Linked DNA regions of Homo sapiens: region 1 is linked to region 2. The links are chromatin loops, found by intact Hi-C in ENCODE. Cell type or tissue: mesothelial cell of epicardium. All regions are shown on one strand. Links, peaks and the distances in the headings refer to the core of each region. The heading gives the core; the rest is flanking DNA.

Region 1 (4,356 bases), core at 1-4,000, 210 kb after region 2:
AGCCCTCACACTCCAGGGACGCCTCCCCCGTGGGCATCAAGGGCTTCAACACCCTGCCGTCCACGGAGATCTCCATGTACACGCTCAGCAGGGACCCCCTGAAGGCCGCCACCACGCCCACCGCCACCTACAACTCCGACAGGGATAACAGCTTCCTCCAGGTTCACAACTGTATCCAGAAGGAGAACAAGGACTCTCTCCACTCCAACACAGCCAACCGCCGGACCACCCCCGTATAAAGACCGCGGGCCTCGCCAGAAGACCGCGGGAGGAGGGCGCGGTCCCCGGGGGCGGGGCGGGGCGGGGAGACCCAGACCCTCCGCTGGGAGACCTTCCAAAAGCAAAAACAAAAAACAAAAAAAACAAAAAAACAAAAAACAAAAAAACACACACACACAAAAAAAGAGAAAAAACATAACAAGTAAATTTTAAAAAAAAGAACAAAATATAAGAGGAACAAAGAAGCAAAACAACAGGAAATGTGGGAAAATATAAACGAGGGAAGAAAACAAACTTTAAAAAAAAGCGAGAGGGATAAAAAATTAAAAATAGAAAATAAATCTAAAAGAAAATGCATGATTTCCCATGTACCATTATTTTAACATTTAATAAAAATCAATTTAAATGAAAAAATAAAAGGGAACCAAGATAACATTAAAGCAAAAAAAAAAAAAATGAGAACAGAAAGGAAAGGGGATGTCCTTTGTATTTTTCAGGGTTTATGTTACTTTTTTTTTTTTTTTTTAACTCGGGGAGAGTTACTTTTCTGTTCCCTTTAACCCCCAGCGGGCCCTGCCTCCCTGGGAGATTGGGGGGCGAGACTCAGGGGCCCTGGGGCCAGGTGAGCCTGCAGTCACTGCCAGGTCCCTGGAGCCCCTGGGTGGGTGCCCCAGGAACTCCAGGAAGGCTCAGAGCTCGAGCCGGCTCCGCCCAGCATTGATGGGGCAATCGTAGGCCTCCAGGTGACCGAGCCCTTGTCCCTCCTCTCCGTTAGGGTGCCTGGAGGGGGGTACACTTGGGGCTTGCCTGGCCCCAGGTTCCCAGTCCTTAATGCTCCTTAACCCACTGTGATGACTTCCTAGGCCTTGAGGAAAGGGAAGGAGAGGGGAGGCTGCCGGTGGCTTACCAAGATGCCGGAAACCCCGGAATCCTCAGGGTGAGCCTCTTGGGGTCATGTCCCCAAGCTCCTGTCCTTGGGGTCAGGAGATGCCACCCCCCCCCCCGGGGGACATGAAACAGCTCTCCCTCCTCACCCCTCACCTCAGGGCCACCTGATGACCCTGGGGCGATGGTGGACCCCCTGACTCATAAGCCCCCCAGTCCCCTGGGAAGGGGGTTCATTGACCCTTTGGGGGTCCTTGGACTCACTGATGCCCCCTTGGGGCCCAGCGGGTTCAACAATGACACTGCAAAAAGGCTTCTTTTTACAAAAGAAAAAGGAAAAACAAGTGGTGATTTTTTTTTAATAAAAAAACCACAGACTATAAATAAATGTAAATACAAAATAAGTGGATTTACTTGCAAGAAAATCAGATAGTATTTTTCTTTTAATTCTTTTCCAGCTTTAAACTGTGAAAACAAAAAATGGGGCGGGGTGGGGGACTTAAACTTTAGCAGGGAACTTGTAAAGAAAAAAAAAACAGAAAACGAATATACAAATCCATTTACAAAAACAAAGCAAAACCGTTGTGAGAGGTGAGAGCTGGGCTTGAAGGTTGGAGGGAGTAGCGGAAGGTCCCAGTGAGCTGCAGGGGGTCTCTGTGATGGAAAGGTGGCTTCCTCAGACAAGGAAGGTGCTGCGAATGGGGGAAGACAGAATCCAACAAAGAAAGAGACCACACACCCCACACGCACACAGGCACGTTCACACACACATACACAGTCCACTTAGCCCAGCACTGCAGTCACTCACAGGGACACACTCAGTCTCAACCCTTCCATCCCATACACGGCCAGGGGCGTGGCTCAAAGGAAATTGACTCATGCCCTCCAAAGCCATGGACGACAACAACTCCACACTGGCCTTTGTGTTCATTCACAACCTCCCAACAGAGCATACACATGAACACACACATGCACACATACCCACACACGCACACATACCCACACACACACACACACCACTCGCATGCATGGGAAGGGCACCCGTCTAGAATCCAGGACTGGATTCCGGAATTCCTTGCTGCATGGCCTCTCTGGGCCTTAATTTTCCCCCCATGTAAGCATGTGGATTGACCCAGAGAAGCACTAAAGGCCCATTCTTGCTCTATGTATCTGTGACTTAAGATCTGCCACCTGCCCCGAGGATATGCCAGGGATGACCAGGACAGCTGCCACCAAGCCCCCAGGCTCATCATCAGTCAGCCTCTCAGACACACACACACACACACACCATATACCTCCTCACTGTGCTCCCCGAACACCTGCCCCCACATCCAATGTCAAAGCAAAAATACACACATGTGAGCAAACATAAAGCTGTTCAGGCAAAGAGGGGAAAGACGCAGGGGTCCCCAAAGCCCTTCTTCACTTTGTGTCCCCTTGCTGCGATCATGGAGAGTTAAAGAGGCTTCCTTGGGAGAAGAGCTCTGCCACCAGGGCTTCCCCAGTGTCTTTGGGGGTCTGTGAAAAAGAGGATCCTCTGAGGTTTACTGGGAGGGCTCAAGGCTGAGGGAATGGAGAGGAAAATTTTAGCAGTTCCATCCCAGTGTAAGGACCAACCCCAAAAGTTAAACTTGCACCACAGACTAAAGGTCAAGGGCATCCTGTGTTTCTCCCCTTTCTTCCCCAGAGTGACAAGGGCCAGTTCAGACTGACAGAAATCCAACAGCTTTCCTGAGCTGGAAATTTCAGAACAGTCTGCAAGTTACTCCCAGGTGACTGAAGGTCAAGGTGAGGCCCCCCTGCCTCTGCCTGCGAGTCTCCCCCGGTTTGCATTTTTCTTGACACCGGCATTTCCTGAGGTTGAGCTCTCTGGGGAGTTCTAGAGAATGGCTAGTAAGGCTTTTTGAGCTTGCACATCTCACCTGCCTTTCCTGTCTTTTGCCTGGGAAAGGAAAGTTATTTTCCCAGGTCAGCAAGGGGCAGAACATCGGCCAGCCCAGCCCAGAAGTACAGGGGGAGGTCATGGGCCCTGGGGCAGAACAATGGGAGACAATTCAAGGTGTGGTAACAACAACCAAGTTGCCCTCAGTCTGGGCAGAAACTGAACTCTACCCCTCTCCCACCCCAATCTTGCCCGCCATCCCACCAGATTCCAGACCTAAAGGGATCAAGGATGAGAGCGAAGGGAGAAGGGAGGGTCCCCAAGAAAACCGCACCCAAGCGAGCACTGTCTGAAGAGAAAAACTAGCTCCAGTTCTCCGAATTCTGGCAGAGCGTCTGGGAAGGCGATCAGTGCTTCTTTCCATGGCGCAAGGCCTGGGTTCTGGGTGTGCTTGAAGAAAGCCACTGGGGTGTGGGGTGACATCGCCATGGCTGAGAAGGGGCTAGGGGGTCCGGAGGGAAGGAGCCAGGACCGGAACTGCAAGGGCGTTGCTGCCCAGGGGTGTGGATGATTGCTCATGTCCAGCTCAGACCAGTTCAAGAAACTAACCTCCATTTATTTTCTTGGTGAGTCCTTTTTTTTTTTTTCAGACTGTTAACAGAAAAAAAATTTTAAAAAGCAGAAAACTGAAAAAAAAAATCCTGGTACATGAAATAAAGATTTTTTTTTTTTATAGCTTGGTCCTCACTTCAGTGAATTTCTTTAATTCCTTTCCCAACTCCTGGCATCCTATTTAAAACAATCCTAAAGCTACAGATTATTGGGGATGAGAGGTTTAGATGCTGTACAGTAGGGTGTCCCCCCACTCTCTAGATCATGAGTTCCCTATTAAATATCCTTTAGGGATACTTGCACGCCTCCAGTGACAGCGGGCTCACCCCCTCCAAAGATAGCACCAGCCAGTGCTAAGCAGCACTCTTTGGCAAAAGTCTTCTCTGCACACTGAATTTTAATCCACCTCTTCCTTCACACTCCAACAACACTGAATAAATCCCTTCCCTTTTCAGCATGACAGCCCCTCAGATATTTGAAGACAGAGAGCATGACGTCCTTGAGTTTTATCTTTTAGAATAAAGCAGCCCCACTCAACATCCCAGTTACACTCCAGGGTTTCCATTTTCCCCCGTGAAATTGTGCAGTTTGGAATGGACATGACCCTACCAGTTTACTCAGGGGGCTCCCTGCAGAGGGGTGCTTCTCAGGAAGAGGAGAGCCATGGAGTGGCAGAAGAATGGGGAGGGTCCCTGGGACTCTCTTAACTTGAAGAGATGAGAAAGACAAGATGGAATGCTAACAGGAGGATTTGACCT
Region 2 (4,379 bases), core at 209-4,208:
CTGCCCGCCTCGGCCTCCCAAAGTGCTGGGATTACAGGCGTGAGTCACTGTGCCCGGACCTTTTTTTTTGAGGCGTAATTTCACTCTGTCTCCCAGGCTGGAGTGCAGTGGTGCACAACCTTAGCTCACTGCAACTTCCACCTCCTGGGTTTAAATGATTCCCTGCCTCAGCCTCCCGAGCAGCCGGGGATACAGGCACACACCACCATGCCCAGTTAATTTTTGTATTTTTAGTAGAGATGGGGTTTCACCAGTTGGTCAGGCTGGTCTTGAACTCCAGACCTCAAGTGATCCACCTGCCTCAGCCTCCCAAAGTGCTGGGATTACAGGCGTGAGCCACCCACTATGCCCGGCCTCTTTGTGCCCTTCTTTACCCCCAACTCCCTTGGGTAGTTCTTTCACCTGAGTGCAGCCACTGCCTAGTTAGTGGCTCCTGAACTCCAGCCTGCGCCTCAATCTGCAGCCTCTTTTCAGGGATTCCACAGCATTTCCTCTTGGAAGTTTCCAGGGACCAAAAGACCTCAGCCCAGAAATCAGCCCCCTCTGACACCTGTCCACCCACCCCCACCACACACATGCCATTGGTTTTATTTTTCCATCCATGACCCACAGCCCTACTGTTTAAACTGAGTTACTCTGTTTTTTCTCTCACATAACTGGTCATTGAAGGACCTGACGTTCAGTTCAAGTGTTTATGCATTGAACAGATACTCGCTGAGCACCTACTACGTCAGAGTCACCGTGCAAGGTGCAGTGGGCCTGCAAGCATGAGTCAGTTGCACTCAAGGAAGAACTAAGATGCGTGTGATACGTTCTAACACAGCGAACACAAAGTGAATGCCCTTTGTGTGCCAGATGCGGGGAAATGCCTCCAGGCACAGCTGCTACTTGTTCTGGTTCTGGAGAAGAAAGAAAACAACATTTGACATTGATCTGTATTTTGTTTACTTTTAAAAAAACACTTAAATAGTACTTATATATGCCAGGCACTGTGCATATTAACTCATTAAATCCTCATAACAATTCTGTGGGGTAGGTGCTATGATTATCTTAGGTTATACATGTTGCAGCTGAGGCACAGAGAGGTTAAGTAACTGATTTAAACTCACACAGCTAGAAAGTGATGGAGCTGGAGTCTGGCTCCAGAGTCTGTGCCCTTAAGTACCATAATATGCTGCCTCTTGATATACATGGAGATGGTAATAGAGCCTCCTGGGAGGGTTGCTCTGACATCACATCGTGCGCTACCACTGAGCAACGATCCACGTTAGCCACACAGATAAAGATGAAGGAGGGAGAGATGGCCTTCAGAGGCTGTGCAGGAAGGGTATTCTTTGAGCTTTCCTTGCAGAGAATGGACAGGATTTGAATTTGGTCTAGGGGTACCTGGAAGGAGGTGGCCTTGAGGAATTTCCAGGGACTGGGCGAACAGGAATGCAGAGCCCAGATTTGGGGTAAGGGATTACTAGGGAGAGAGTGGGAAGGTGGGTTAGGGCTGACCGTGGAGATGGGTAGGCTATGAAGGAATCCTCAGTGGGGTTTGTGTGAAGGTTTGCCAAGATGGAGGCACTGTGTCATGGGGGTCCACCTGTTGATGCCACCCACTGGGTGGATAACAGCCGGGAGAAAAAAGAAGAGAAAAGAAGTGTTCAAGGCACAGTCGGGAAGACAGAAAACGCAGTCGTCATTTCAGCAGAGAAATTTTAATGTATGGAATTGCTTCATCAAGTGTTGGAGAACTGAGGAAGCAAGAAGGCAGCATTGAGTTGACACAGATTGGCGGGCAGAGGTCGGGGTTGTCAGAAGCTTGAAGAGACCCAGGGAGCTGGGATCCGGACCCCTGAGGAAGGGGCCCTGCCCGGCTGGTCCCGGCACCTCAGGAGTTCAGTCACCTGCCGCGTGACCCCAGCACATGCCACAGAGCACCAGGACCCATTTCCCACTGGGAGGAGCCCAGCCCTGTGTTCAGGGCAAGACACACCAAACCAGTTCCAAACCATCCTGGAGGGTCCATGTTTTAAGACCACTCCTGGTACCAAGGACTACATAAGTCAGGGGCCAGGCAAAAACCAGCAACTCTACTCGGCATTTCAACAGTGAGGATTTCAGTAGGATGTGAATGACACTGGTGCTAGAGGACTGGAAGAGGAAAAGGGGGAAACTGAGGCAGCACGGGTAGTAACTGCAGGAAGGAGCACCACCTCTTGGGCTGGGGAAGCAGAGGGAAGCATGTGGGGCTCTCAGCCCAGAAGCAGGGAGGAGGGGCCCTGGGAGCCAAGGTGTGGATCTCTGAGAAGAGGGCACTGCCCGCTGGCGCTGTTTCCTCTGGGGGCAACAATAAGCTGGTCTGGGAGTAGGGAAACACACACACACACACACACCCCAAGACAGGAAGCAGTTAGTGCTGCTGGGGTGCAGGCCATTGCTAGGGTAGTACTAAGAAAAAGGAGAAGCAGGCGGGAAGAGCAGTGTCCTCTCCCCCGACTCCAGCCTTCCCTTCTTCTTCCAGAACTCCCATTGGCAGAGCCTAACAGGAAGCTCCTAGCAAGGGAGAAATGTGTCTGCAGAGGCCCCTCCCCTGCACACTGTGGAAGGATGGGCTTGGGGCTGAGATAGAAACCCAGCAGTGAGGCTGAGCTAACTGGGGCAGGGTCAGCAGGGAGGGCCGAGCAGAGGTGGGCTGAGACTCAGCCAAGGATGTGAGGAATGCAAGGGAGGCTGCCTGAAGATGGGAGGAAGGAGGAGGAGCAGTCAGAGGTGACCCGTTGAATCTGGGGACGATGAAAACACACGGTGGCGTCACAAACAGAAAGCTTGGGTGATGGGGGCAGCCCACTCAGGACCAGGGCATGACGGAGCTTGGCTGTAGACAGACTGAGGTTGGAGGAAGGTCCTTCATTCTAGTGGCAACGCACACGGGTTTTTGGATATACAGACAAAGCTTGGGAGGGAGATCCTGCCTTCTGTCAAGGTGATGAGAGTCAGTGGGACGGAGTGGACTAGGAGCAGAGCGCCGCCGATGACAGGCCCATGGGAATGCCCACACTCGGGGGGCAGAGGGGCAGGCAGATAGCAGGAGAACCAGGCCAGGGCAGGGTCACTGAGGCCACGGGGACAGGACTCGGGAAGGAAGGGGTCACTTCAGGCTGACTCACATCCTTCAGAGAAGTCAAGGAGGATGAGAACCAAGAAAAGGCCATCGGCCTTGGCAACTGTGAGGTCACAGGTGATCTCGCATCGTGCCCTTGCAGACGTCATCCTCTCTGTCCTGCAGCGCCCTGCCTGCTGTCGCCCCCAGGCCCAGCCCTTGCCCCTAGGGAAGCCTCCCTCCCCAGTGAATCCTCTCATTCATTTCTTTTCTCGATGCTTCCCAGACGCCTTGCTTCTCAGTTTGTGCTATTTGAATTTGCACTTGTCATCCTGTTGCTCTGCAAATGTGTTTATCAGTTATTTCACCTCCCTGTGCTTCTGAGCCCTCATAGCCAACACAGGCGGTTTCCTGTAAGTGTTGGTGACTCTGACTGACAGTCAGAGGAAAGATTTATGAAATTAACCAGAACAAATCTGTGAGGAATCTCATAAGCAGGAGGAGCCAACTTCCAGCTGAATTCAGGAGCAGAGCTGAAGTTGGGAGGGCGGGTGCAGTCAGGGCCCAAGGAAGGAAAGCGATGCGCTCTGTTTGCTCCGAGATGGGTGGGTACCCCTTGACAGTCTAGGCTGTGGTTGCCCCAGATGTCATGGAAGGCGGTGAGGAGGGCTTGGAGGGACAGCATTAAAAATGGGTCAGAACTCACTTCTGTAATCCCAGCACTTTGGCAGGCAGAGGCAGGCAGATCACCTGAGGTCAAGAGTTTGTGATCAGGCTGGCCAACCTGGTGAAACCCCGTCTCTACTAAAAATACAAACATTAGCTGGTCATGGTGGCGTGCACCTGTAGTCCCAGCTACTCGGGAGGCTAAGGCAGGAGAATCACTTGAACCCGGGAGGCGGAGGTTGCAGCGAGCCTAGATCGCACCACTGTACTTCAGCCTGCGTGACAGAGACTCCATCTCAAAACAAGAAAAGTGTCAGAAGTGGTCCCTGAGCTCTAGGAGAGGAGCAGGGCCTGGGAAGAGCGTGAGGTTGGAATCCTGGGCGAGTTACCCAGCCTCTCTGAGCCTCAGTCTCTTCATCTGTCAGGTAAGGTGAATGATACCTTGGCGGGGAAGGAATGAATGGGATTGTGTGAACAGGTCCATGAGGGGGGCTCAGCACATATTGGTTCCCTTCTAAGGAGTGATGACAAATAGAAAAGCAGGACCTGAATAGCTCACTCAAACCTGGAGGAGTTCACATAAAATGAAATGCCACAAGCATTGAAATAATTGTCTTACAAGGGA

What was found. Peaks named below come from ENCODE experiments on the same cell type or tissue, not always from the same donor. Only the 100,000 strongest peaks of a DNase experiment are listed, where the experiment ranks them.
Region 1: it touches region 2 in a loop (31-fold over the local background); 6 of 110 quality-filtered maps call a loop at or near these places.

The regions. Positions count from the first base shown.
Region 1 is chr22:36,560,234-36,564,589 of GRCh38, reverse strand. CACNG2 (calcium voltage-gated channel auxiliary subunit gamma 2) reads left to right here. Exons shown (of 4, transcript NM_006078.5): 4 at 1-3,733. The coding sequence ends at 239. Among named protein-coding and RNA genes, the nearest start is that of EIF3D, 33 kb to the right of the region's middle. RefSeq lists a silencer at 1,148-1,376 and an enhancer at 1,015-1,530. In mesothelial cell of epicardium, for the core only: no CTCF peak of the experiment used is centred there; no DNase peak of the experiment used is centred there.
Region 2 is chr22:36,769,050-36,773,428 of GRCh38, reverse strand. All of the region lies in intron 1 of IFT27 (intraflagellar transport 27), which reads left to right. Among named protein-coding and RNA genes, the nearest start is that of IFT27, 4.9 kb to the left of the region's middle. In mesothelial cell of epicardium, for the core only: no CTCF peak of the experiment used is centred there; a DNase peak (open chromatin) is centred at 2,630.